Linked DNA regions of Homo sapiens: all the other regions are linked to region 3. The links are chromatin contacts, found by Hi-C or POLR2A ChIA-PET in ENCODE. All regions are on one chromosome and are shown on one strand. Each heading gives the region's core, a stretch centred on a gene start or an enhancer-like site at or near the end of the contact. The rest is flanking DNA. Distances are from core to core; before and after follow the strand shown.

What was found. Hi-C counts contacts between places; a loop is a spot of excess contacts on that map. ChIA-PET counts read pairs that join two places held with the same protein, here RNA polymerase II (POLR2A). Pooled maps may share reads with other maps.
Region 1: a loop to region 3 is called in a map of B cell, with 4 times the contacts of the local background. The contact joins the promoter of RNF8 here to the promoter of ZFAND3-DT in region 3. A Hi-C loop is called at or near these places in 3 of 168 maps with a recorded cell type or tissue (B cell and naive thymus-derived CD4-positive, alpha-beta T cell), 2 of 37 single-sample maps with no recorded cell type and 9 of 50 pooled maps.
Region 2: a loop to region 3 is called in a map of CD8-positive, alpha-beta T cell, with 6 times the contacts of the local background. The contact joins the enhancer-like site here to the promoter of ZFAND3-DT in region 3. A Hi-C loop is called at or near these places in 4 of 168 maps with a recorded cell type or tissue (CD4-positive, alpha-beta T cell, CD4-positive, alpha-beta memory T cell, CD8-positive, alpha-beta T cell and 1 more) and 9 of 50 pooled maps. POLR2A ChIA-PET finds 5 or more read pairs at or near these places in 8 of 52 experiments (CD4-positive, alpha-beta T cell, CD8-positive, alpha-beta T cell, H1 and 5 more).

What each region holds. Positions count from the first base shown.
Region 1 is chr6:37,352,581-37,355,280 of GRCh38, reverse strand. RNF8 (ring finger protein 8) reads right to left here and starts at 1,298. Exons shown (of 8, transcript NM_003958.4): 1 at 1,006-1,298. The coding sequence starts at 1,116. RefSeq lists an enhancer at 996-1,045 and a silencer at 1,346-1,445.
Region 2 is chr6:37,515,445-37,518,144 of GRCh38, reverse strand. All of the region lies in intron 1 of LINC02520 (long intergenic non-protein coding RNA 2520), which reads right to left. Among named protein-coding and RNA genes, the nearest start is that of LINC02520, 9.4 kb to the right of the region's middle. RefSeq lists enhancers at 861-1,240, 1,331-1,380, 1,253-2,037, 2,038-2,700. Within about 2 kb of position 1,449, at least 20 of the 41 ENCODE cell types and tissues checked have a DNase peak (open chromatin) inside an H3K27ac peak, as active enhancers do; they include CD4-positive, alpha-beta T cell and CD8-positive, alpha-beta T cell, where a contact is called at or near this core.
Region 3 is chr6:37,818,128-37,820,827 of GRCh38, reverse strand. ZFAND3-DT (ZFAND3 divergent transcript) reads left to right here and starts at 1,441. Exons shown (of 2, transcript XR_007059569.1): 1 at 1,441-2,250; 2 at 2,338-2,700. It overlaps ZFAND3 (zinc finger AN1-type containing 3), which reads right to left and starts at 1,101. Exons shown (of 6, transcript NM_021943.3): 1 at 812-1,101. The coding sequence starts at 882. RefSeq lists silencers at 475-644, 805-1,034, 1,075-1,454 and enhancers at 733-1,535, 1,505-1,894.

The sequences.
Region 1 (2,700 bases), core at 49-2,548, 470 kb after region 3:
ACTTTTCATACAGATTATTTCCAAAACCCAAATGGTTCCCAGTCATCACAAGCTTGTCCCTGACCCAGTTCTCCTTCTCAACCTGATTGCAATCTAACTCCCTCCTCCCTTCCCTCGTCTTTTCAAGATGCACCACGCTGGTGCATCTTGAACCGTGCCAGGAACGGTACCTCATCTTTCCCCTTAAAATATTTTTCATTTGCAACTGCATTAATAAAGACGACAGGCAGCCTCTGGAGAGAACTCTGAATACCTGCCCGACCCACCTCAGGGAGTGCCACTCGGCCGTACCGAGCCTCACAGGAGAAATGTGGCCCAGCCCAAGCCGCCCATGTTCCTCAGAGTTGGGAAGGAGGAAGACATTTCTACGTGAAAGTTTGATTGCTTTAAGGGACAAAACCCAAAATTTGCAATCGTTTTCAAAACAAACTCGAGAAAGTTCAGGCGCCGGGCCCTGCCTCGGCTTCCCGGCAGCTCGCGGCCCCCGCCACCGTTCCCCGACCTGGCACCGCGGGGCTCTGTGCGCCCTAAACGGGATCTGGCCAGCCCCCGCCCTCCCCTCCTCGACACCCCCGCATCTCCTCACGTTCCCTGCGCGTCCCTCTCCTCCCAGTCCCCGGCCCAGCTACCCGCTGACCCAGGCCTCTCTGGACGGGGCCCGCTTCTCGCCCCACAGGCCGCGGGTCAGGGCCTCCGTCCTCGCCCCAACCCTTGTGGCCCCCCCGGGCTCCCCAGAGCCGAACTCTCTTTTCTTCCTTTCTCCCACTCGGCCCCTATTTCTCCCCCAAACACCTCCCACCGCAGACCCTTCAGCCGCTCGCGCCAGAACCGCTTTCTCCCTTCTCTCCCCAGGAATCCACCCCCCCCACAGACACTTCGCTCCTCTTCCTGATGCCCGCCTCCTCTCTGCCATTCATTCAGCCCAGCAAGACACCTTCCTCCCTCCCCGGAGCCCCGCTCCCTCCAGCCCCTGCCCTCCGCTCCACAGGACCCCTTCCCCCGTACCTCGCACCCATCTTCCAGCAGCAGCCACCCGGCGCTCATCCCCACCCGCCGCAGGCACCAGCTCCGGCCACCGGCGCGGTCTCCTGTGACGAAGAAGCCGGGCTCCCCCATCGCCTACTCGACCCCGGGGGCGGTCAGCACCGAGCGAGACCCTGACCTAGGTTCTGGCTGCCTCTGTGCATCCCCTCAGCTTCCATATCTAAATAACAGACAGAAGCAATCGCCACACGCTCGCGATCGCTGCGAAAGCAGGCTCCGCTCGCCCGCCCTCGGCCAGGAAGCAGGAGCACTACGCCTGCGCAAGAGGACGGCGGCCGCCCTGGAGCAAAGAGGGTGGGTTGGGAGCCAATCCGGCCCTGGGCGGGGCGGGCGCGATTCGAGAGGTCTCCTCGCCTCACACCTTCCCTCGCCGCCTCCAGAACCATCACCCCAGTCCTAGCCGCCCCAGACTGGAACCTCTTCTCACCTTTCCTCTTTTTAAAAAAGTCATGTGAAACTATAGCCCACTTTTAAACAACTTTAAACTTTCCATCGGATTTAAGTCTGCCTAGTCTGTTGCTAAATAGTCTCTATTTTGCACGACCTACTTATATTACCGAAGTAAAAAATAAATTACACTAGGCAAATCTACAAAGACAAAGAGCACAGTTACCTGGGGCGAGGTGTGGGAGCGGGTATTGAATGCAGATGGGCTTGAAAAAATTGGAGGAAAGCGGTAATAGAAATGTTCTAAAAGTGGATTGTGGTGACAATTGTACAACTGTATAAGTTTATTAAAAAGTCATGGAAGTGTGGCCGGACGCAGTGGCTCACGCCTGTAATCCCAGCACTTTGGGAGGTCGAGACGCGCGGATCACTTGAGTTCAGGAGTTGTGACCAACCTGGCCACATGGGGAGACACCGTATCTACAAAAAAAAAAAAAAAAAAAGGAGGAAGGGAGGGAGAGAAAGGAAAAAAGAAAAAAAAGAAAAATTAGCTAGGTGTGGTGGTGCACACCTGTAGTCCGGCTACTTGGGAGGCTGAGGTGGGAGGATCACCTGACCCCGGGAGGCAGAGGTTGCAGTGAGCCGACATGGCGCCACTGCATCCCAGCCTGGGCGACAGAGTGAGACCCTGTAAAGTGAAGAAAGTGTAAACTTCCAGTGGGTGAATTTTATGGCATGTAAATTATACTCAATAAAGCTGTTAATTTTATTATTATTATTACTGATTACAGACAGGGTCTCGCCCTGTCACCCAGGCTGGAGTGCAGCCTGGAGTGGTGCGATCTCAGCTCACTGCAACCTCCGCCTCCCGGGTTCAAGAGATTCTCCTGCCTCAGCCTCCAGAGTAGCTGGGATTACAGGCACGCGCCACCACGCCCGGCTAATTTTTATATTTTTTGGTAGATACCGGGTTTCGCCGTGTCTCCTGGATTCAAGTGATCCAACCGCCTCAGCCTCCCAAAGTGCTGAGATTACAAGCATGAGCCCCCGAGCCCGGCCAATTAAAAAATTGTTTTTAAACTCAGCCTCTCCTTTGGATTTTCCATATAGTGTGATAGCTGCTGCCTGCAGTGAGTACATCCAATGGTTGAGCCCCTTTTGTCTTTTCAGTTTTCCAACACCCAGTTAACAATTTCTTTCTTCTTTCTTTCCTTCCTTCCTTCTCTTTCTTTCTTTTCTTTTTTCTTTCTCTTTTCTTCTTTCTCTCTC
Region 2 (2,700 bases), core at 200-2,699, 300 kb after region 3:
GCCCAGGGAAGTCCAGAGCAGCCAAAGAGAAAGGCGGATCTGAAAAGGGAAGCCTTGGGTTTACTCAGACATGGCCCTCTTTTCATTTCAGGGATGAGAGTTCCGTCAGGAAGCATCACATCACCCATCTTACATGTGTGATAAGGAGGTAGCAACTAATTATATACTAATGTGTTTCTTACATTGTCTCGTCTATAACCCTCACATCAGTCCTATGAGGCTGACAAGCTGACTCTCACTTTATGGATGAGATGAAGCACAGAAAGGGTAAGTAACTTGCCTGAGATTGCCCAGCTCATAAATGAGGGAGCCAGGATTCACGCCAGGTCTGCCTCATGCCAAGTCCACATTCATAGCCACCTCGCTCTTACAAGTCCTCAGGCAAGGCTCTTTCTACATCCGTGACAGAATTCTGTTCTGACACTGCGGCCTCCTCTCGCTTCTCCTCCCCTCCCCTCCATCCTGCTGCCACAATCTGTAGTCAGCATATGCCTCAGAAAGGCGACAAAGCCACAGACGTGTCCTCAGAGGTTTTTAAAAAAAATGTAGCATTATTATGCAAGAGCTGAGAGAATTGTTGCTAGAAACACCCCTCGCCTTACTTAATCCTGGCACGTTGGAAAACCCATCCGAAGACATGAATCTGAGCCTCTGGGGCACCGAAGACCTTGGACTGGTTTTCTCCTCCATCCCCTGCCTCTGGAAGGAGGCCTCTTAAATACGATCTGAGACAGAGAAGGGCCTCTCCTGAGAAGACATCTGTTACCCTTGCTCTATAGGGAGAGGCCCAAACCAGGAGTGCCCAGTTGCACAACTCCAGGGGCGCCATTCCCACACGGTACCGCGTGCCTGTGTCCTGCAGCTGCTGCAGGCAGCCTCCCTCCTCCCCGACTGCCCTCAGTCTCTCCAGTGCCCCATGGCCCAGTCCATCCTCCGGGAGTTTTGCACTGTCTCTAGGTCTGCCCGCTGCAGGCCTTGTGGCATCTTAAGCTCAAACCTGAGTCTGACGGATGGCTGGATGCTGGGCGGCACAGCGCGTCTGGAGTCCTTCCCGGGAGAAGCCCCAAGTACAGCCCAGTAAATCAATAAACAAATTAATAAGCAAATACTGCTGTCTGCTGAGCTGAACTAGGACTCCCGGGTGAACAGATTTAAAAATCAACAACAGACGGCCACAGGGCATGCCTGGACCGGGCACCATACCTTCGTGGAATTTTCAGAGGCTCCATCCCCCAGCCCATCACTCTCAGGACTAGAAACACGGTGGTGCGGGGGTGGGGGGACTCCTGATTTGGGGCTGGCAGGGAGCAGCACGGGACAGGCTGTTGTCTGGGAAAACCCCCCCGCCAGCTTCGACTCTCCCTCACTTGCTCTAGTCTGCTGCTTCCTGCCAAGAGGAGGGCTTGGTGCACTGCTGGCAGGACCTTTGATCTGGGTACCACAGATCATGATGTGACCAAGGAGCCTCAGTCACGTGGGGCACCAGTTAAGGGGGTTGGCCCTTCCTAGCTGACTCCCAGCCACACTGCAGCAGCTTCTGTTCACTTCTCAGCGGGCTGCAGAGGCAGGGAGGGGGAGGCCAGGTGGCACAGGACTGACCCCAGTGGATGCCACCTCATCACCCTGTTGGTGAGAGAGCAGGCAAGCAGGGCACATGGGCCTGGGGAAGACCACAAGGCCAGGTCCTCCAGGCAGGGAGGCTCTGGCAGAAACCTCTGTGCCAACCCCCTCCTTCCTGTCCCCGAATGCAGAGGCCTGCCCCTCCCCGCCCCAGTGCCCAGGAGGCCAGGGTCAGGAAGCAAACAGAAATGCCTGCATGCCTGCAAATAGACTCCAACCGATCTCAGGAGAATTTCCAGCCAGCAGGCCTGTGGCGCCCTTTGCTGAAAGGGCCTTCTGAATGCCCGAGTCTTCTCTTTTGTGCTCACAAATGCCACCCAATCGCAGCGGCCGCGAAGCTGCATAAATAAGGCAGAGAGAGTGTCTGCCTGGGGCGCTGGCCTCTGGGCTGCCTGCCAGGGCTGTCAGGCCGCCCAGACTTCAATACCAACAGACTTAAGGGACAAGAAAACAGCTCAGGTAAAGGCTTGGAAGCTCAGGAGGGAAGTGACCTGTCTTGTGAGGCGACGGAGATCAGTCTGCTCAGGGCCTTCTGATGCTAGGCTGTCGCTAGGCCCATGACCCGCAGGCTCTCCCCCACCGGGTGGGCACGAATGGTGCCCAGCAGCTGGGGAAGCAGGCCTCTCAAGCGTCACCCTGCTGCATCCCATATCTCATGCTGCTGATGAGCCAGGGTCCACACTTTCTTTTCCAGCCCACAGGGAGGGGGCTCATCAGGCTGCTAGAGCTCTCAGCAAACACTGCAGAAAGAAGGGAGGATGCTGCCGGGCATGGTGGCTCACGCCTGTAATCCCAGCACTGTGAGAGGCCAAGGCAGGCAGAACACTTGAGCCCAGGAGTTCGAGACCAGTCTGGTCAACAAGGCAAAACCCCGTCTCTACTAAAAATACAAAAATTAGCCGGGCTTGGTGGTGTGCACTATAGTCCCAGCTACCCGGGAGGCTGAGGCAGGAGAATTGCTTGAACCTGGGAGGCAGAGGTTGCAGTGAGCTGAGATCGTGCCATGGCACTCTAGCCTGGGCAACAGAGTGAGACTCTATCTCAAAAAAAAAAAAAAAAAAAAAAGCAAGGGAAGATGCC
Region 3 (2,700 bases), core at 192-2,691:
TTTTCGCCTTAACACATGATGGCCAAACAATATATGCTACCCACTGTCAACATTTTTATCATTTTTACTTAAATTGAGAAAGAGGAGAATTTGAGAGCCAACTGAGGAAACTGGATCTCATATTCCCCAATCCAGGCTGACTTCAGGTTTTGTGTGGTTTTTTTCTTCCTTTTTGACAAGGAAATTTTACATATCTCCTGAAACGTGTTTTACATGAAGGTGAGACCTCAACAATCTTATAACTTTACCCCAGCCTGGTTCTGGACTCGGTTTTTACAAACGGGTGACGTGTGAATAGCTTCCTAAAAGCAAATGGGGCACTGGGATATAATCTAGGAAGTGATGATGCAAGTCTCCGGAGGACGGGGAGGAGGGGAGGTGAAGAAGTCAGAGGAAATACCCTCCTAGTGCCTGGGCACCAACTCACGCCCCGGGAGGGAGGAAGGGCTGGCTTCCACATGCCCACGGAAGGGGCACCCCTGCTCCTCCCGGAGCGGTCAACGCCGCCCCCTCATCCCTCCCCGCCGCCCTGCCCCCCTCACCCGTGGCCCAGGAGGCCCCCGTGGGCCCGAGCTTCAGGCCGGCGAGTCCCAAAGGGTAGCAACGCACCCCCGGCAGGGCCTTCTCTGCCCACCCCCAGCTCCCCACCCGGCACCCCTCCCCGGAACGCGACCCCCACCCCCTCCCCGTAGGCCCGGGCTGGGCCCAGCCTCCAAGGTTCCGGCCTCCCGGGCCCCGAGGCCTGCCCAGGCTGCCCTGGCGTCTGCGCCCCCGGCCCCCGCCCCCCGCCCCCACCCGGCCGGGCACTTACCCCCAGAAGCCGCAGGGACAGCGAGGCGGCAGGCTGGGCGCTTTGCTGCGCTCGCTCCCAGCGTCTCCCATGGTGCTCGGCGGCGGCGGAGCTCGGCGGCGGCAGCGGTGGCGGCGGCTGGGCCCGGGCCCCGCTCTGAGGAGGCGGTGGCGGCGGCGTCGGGGGGCTCGGGGCGGGGGGAGGGGGAAGGAGCGGGCGCGCGGGCGGGCGCGAGTCCGGGGCTCGGAGCCGGGATTCCAGGCCGGTCAGCTGGAGGCGGGCCGCACCACTCGGCCTGCGGAGACGGGGAGGGGGCGGAGAGGCGCGGAGAGAAGAAGGAGGGAGCCGAGGAGGAGGGGCGTGCGGACGCACCGAGGACCGCGGGGGAGGAGGGACACAGACGCCCTCGGCGGGTCTCACCGCCGCTCCCCAGCCAGAGAGATGTCCTGTGCGGTGGCGCAGGGAAGGACCGGAGCCCCCCGCCGGCTCCGGAGTCGCAGCGGCCGCTCTGAAGCCCCGGGCCCTGCTGTCTCCGTAACACCGTCCCCTCCCCCGGAGGCTGCGCTGACCGGACAATGGCCGCTCCGCCCCCTCCCCGGCGTGCGCCCCTCCCGAGGAGTCACAATGGTCTCGCCCGGGGGAGCCAACGCCAAAGCCCAGCCGCTGATCAGCTGGGATCCGGGCGTGCCACTTCGTTCCGCGCCTCAAAGGCGGAGTGCGGGGCTGTGGGAGAAAACGAGAGCCTCGGGCTGTCGCCCGGCGACGGGCGGCTGAGGCCTTCGTATTCTTAGAACTTTTAGAATCTGAAGCAAACTTATCTTCCCCCTGTCTGAAGAAGGGGAGCAGGTTTCTGAGTACTCCGGGGCGCGGTGCCTCCCCCTAAACGCGAATGGTGCGCTCCAAGCGGGAGGGGGAGGAGCAGATTAGTTGTGTAGGGTAAATTGGGCCAGTCCCAGAGTGGCGGCGCATGCGCCCGTAGAACCCGTAACCGAGTGCGAGGAGGGGCCTGGGGGAGCAATGCCAAACGCGGAAGTGGAGCTCTGGCTTCCCGGGGGCGTCGGAGTCAAGGTCCCTGGAGCTGCCGCTCTGGCTCCTGGGCGATTCCGGGGAGCCATTCTCCCCAATTTGCCAACTCCCTGGGCATCTCTCTCTCTCTTCCTGGTCCCGCCACACCCAAACAACTCTTATAGTTCCACCCGGTATACTGGTCTCTTGACAGGAACTTTTGGGAAATGCCCCTCCCCCAGCCCCTTGTCTGGGGCAACTTCCTTGTCTCTTCTCCCCCACCGGTGTTGGGGAGTTCCTTGTCTCCACTCCCAACCACAGAGCCACAAGTACATTATCTATGCCCAGGCGAGTCCCTATGCCCAGGCTAGGAGAGCCGCACTTCTTCCTACAGCTGACACGTTTGGTTTTTGGAGGGGAAAGGGGAGCTGTAGCTGAATCAGTAATGGAAATTGGTAAGTGACCAAAGAAGTTTGAGACACTAAAAAAATGAGTCCTTTAACGATCCTAGTCCTTGATCCTGAGCTCATTCTGATCTCCAGTTAGTCATGAACAGAGAAATCGATTATTGATGACTAATTCAACACGGAGGCAACATCCTCCAGACCTTTTGGAGACCCATCGCTGAGGAAGACTTCCTGGCTCTTAGGAATAGCTGCCGTATACCCTCCTTGCCTGTCGGGTATATCAGAGCCTCAGAGAGACTATTACCTAGATTAATTTGATTACCAAATGTTGCTATCTTATTTCTTTATATACCAAATCACATTTCTGTTTGTGCATACTGTGTGGGTTTGTTAACATTGATGTTTATTTTGGCCTCTAAAGAGCAAGGATCGCATTTAGCTTAATATGCCACAGATGCTGTTGATGGTGAAGTTAATGATTGCAAAAATCAAGCACTT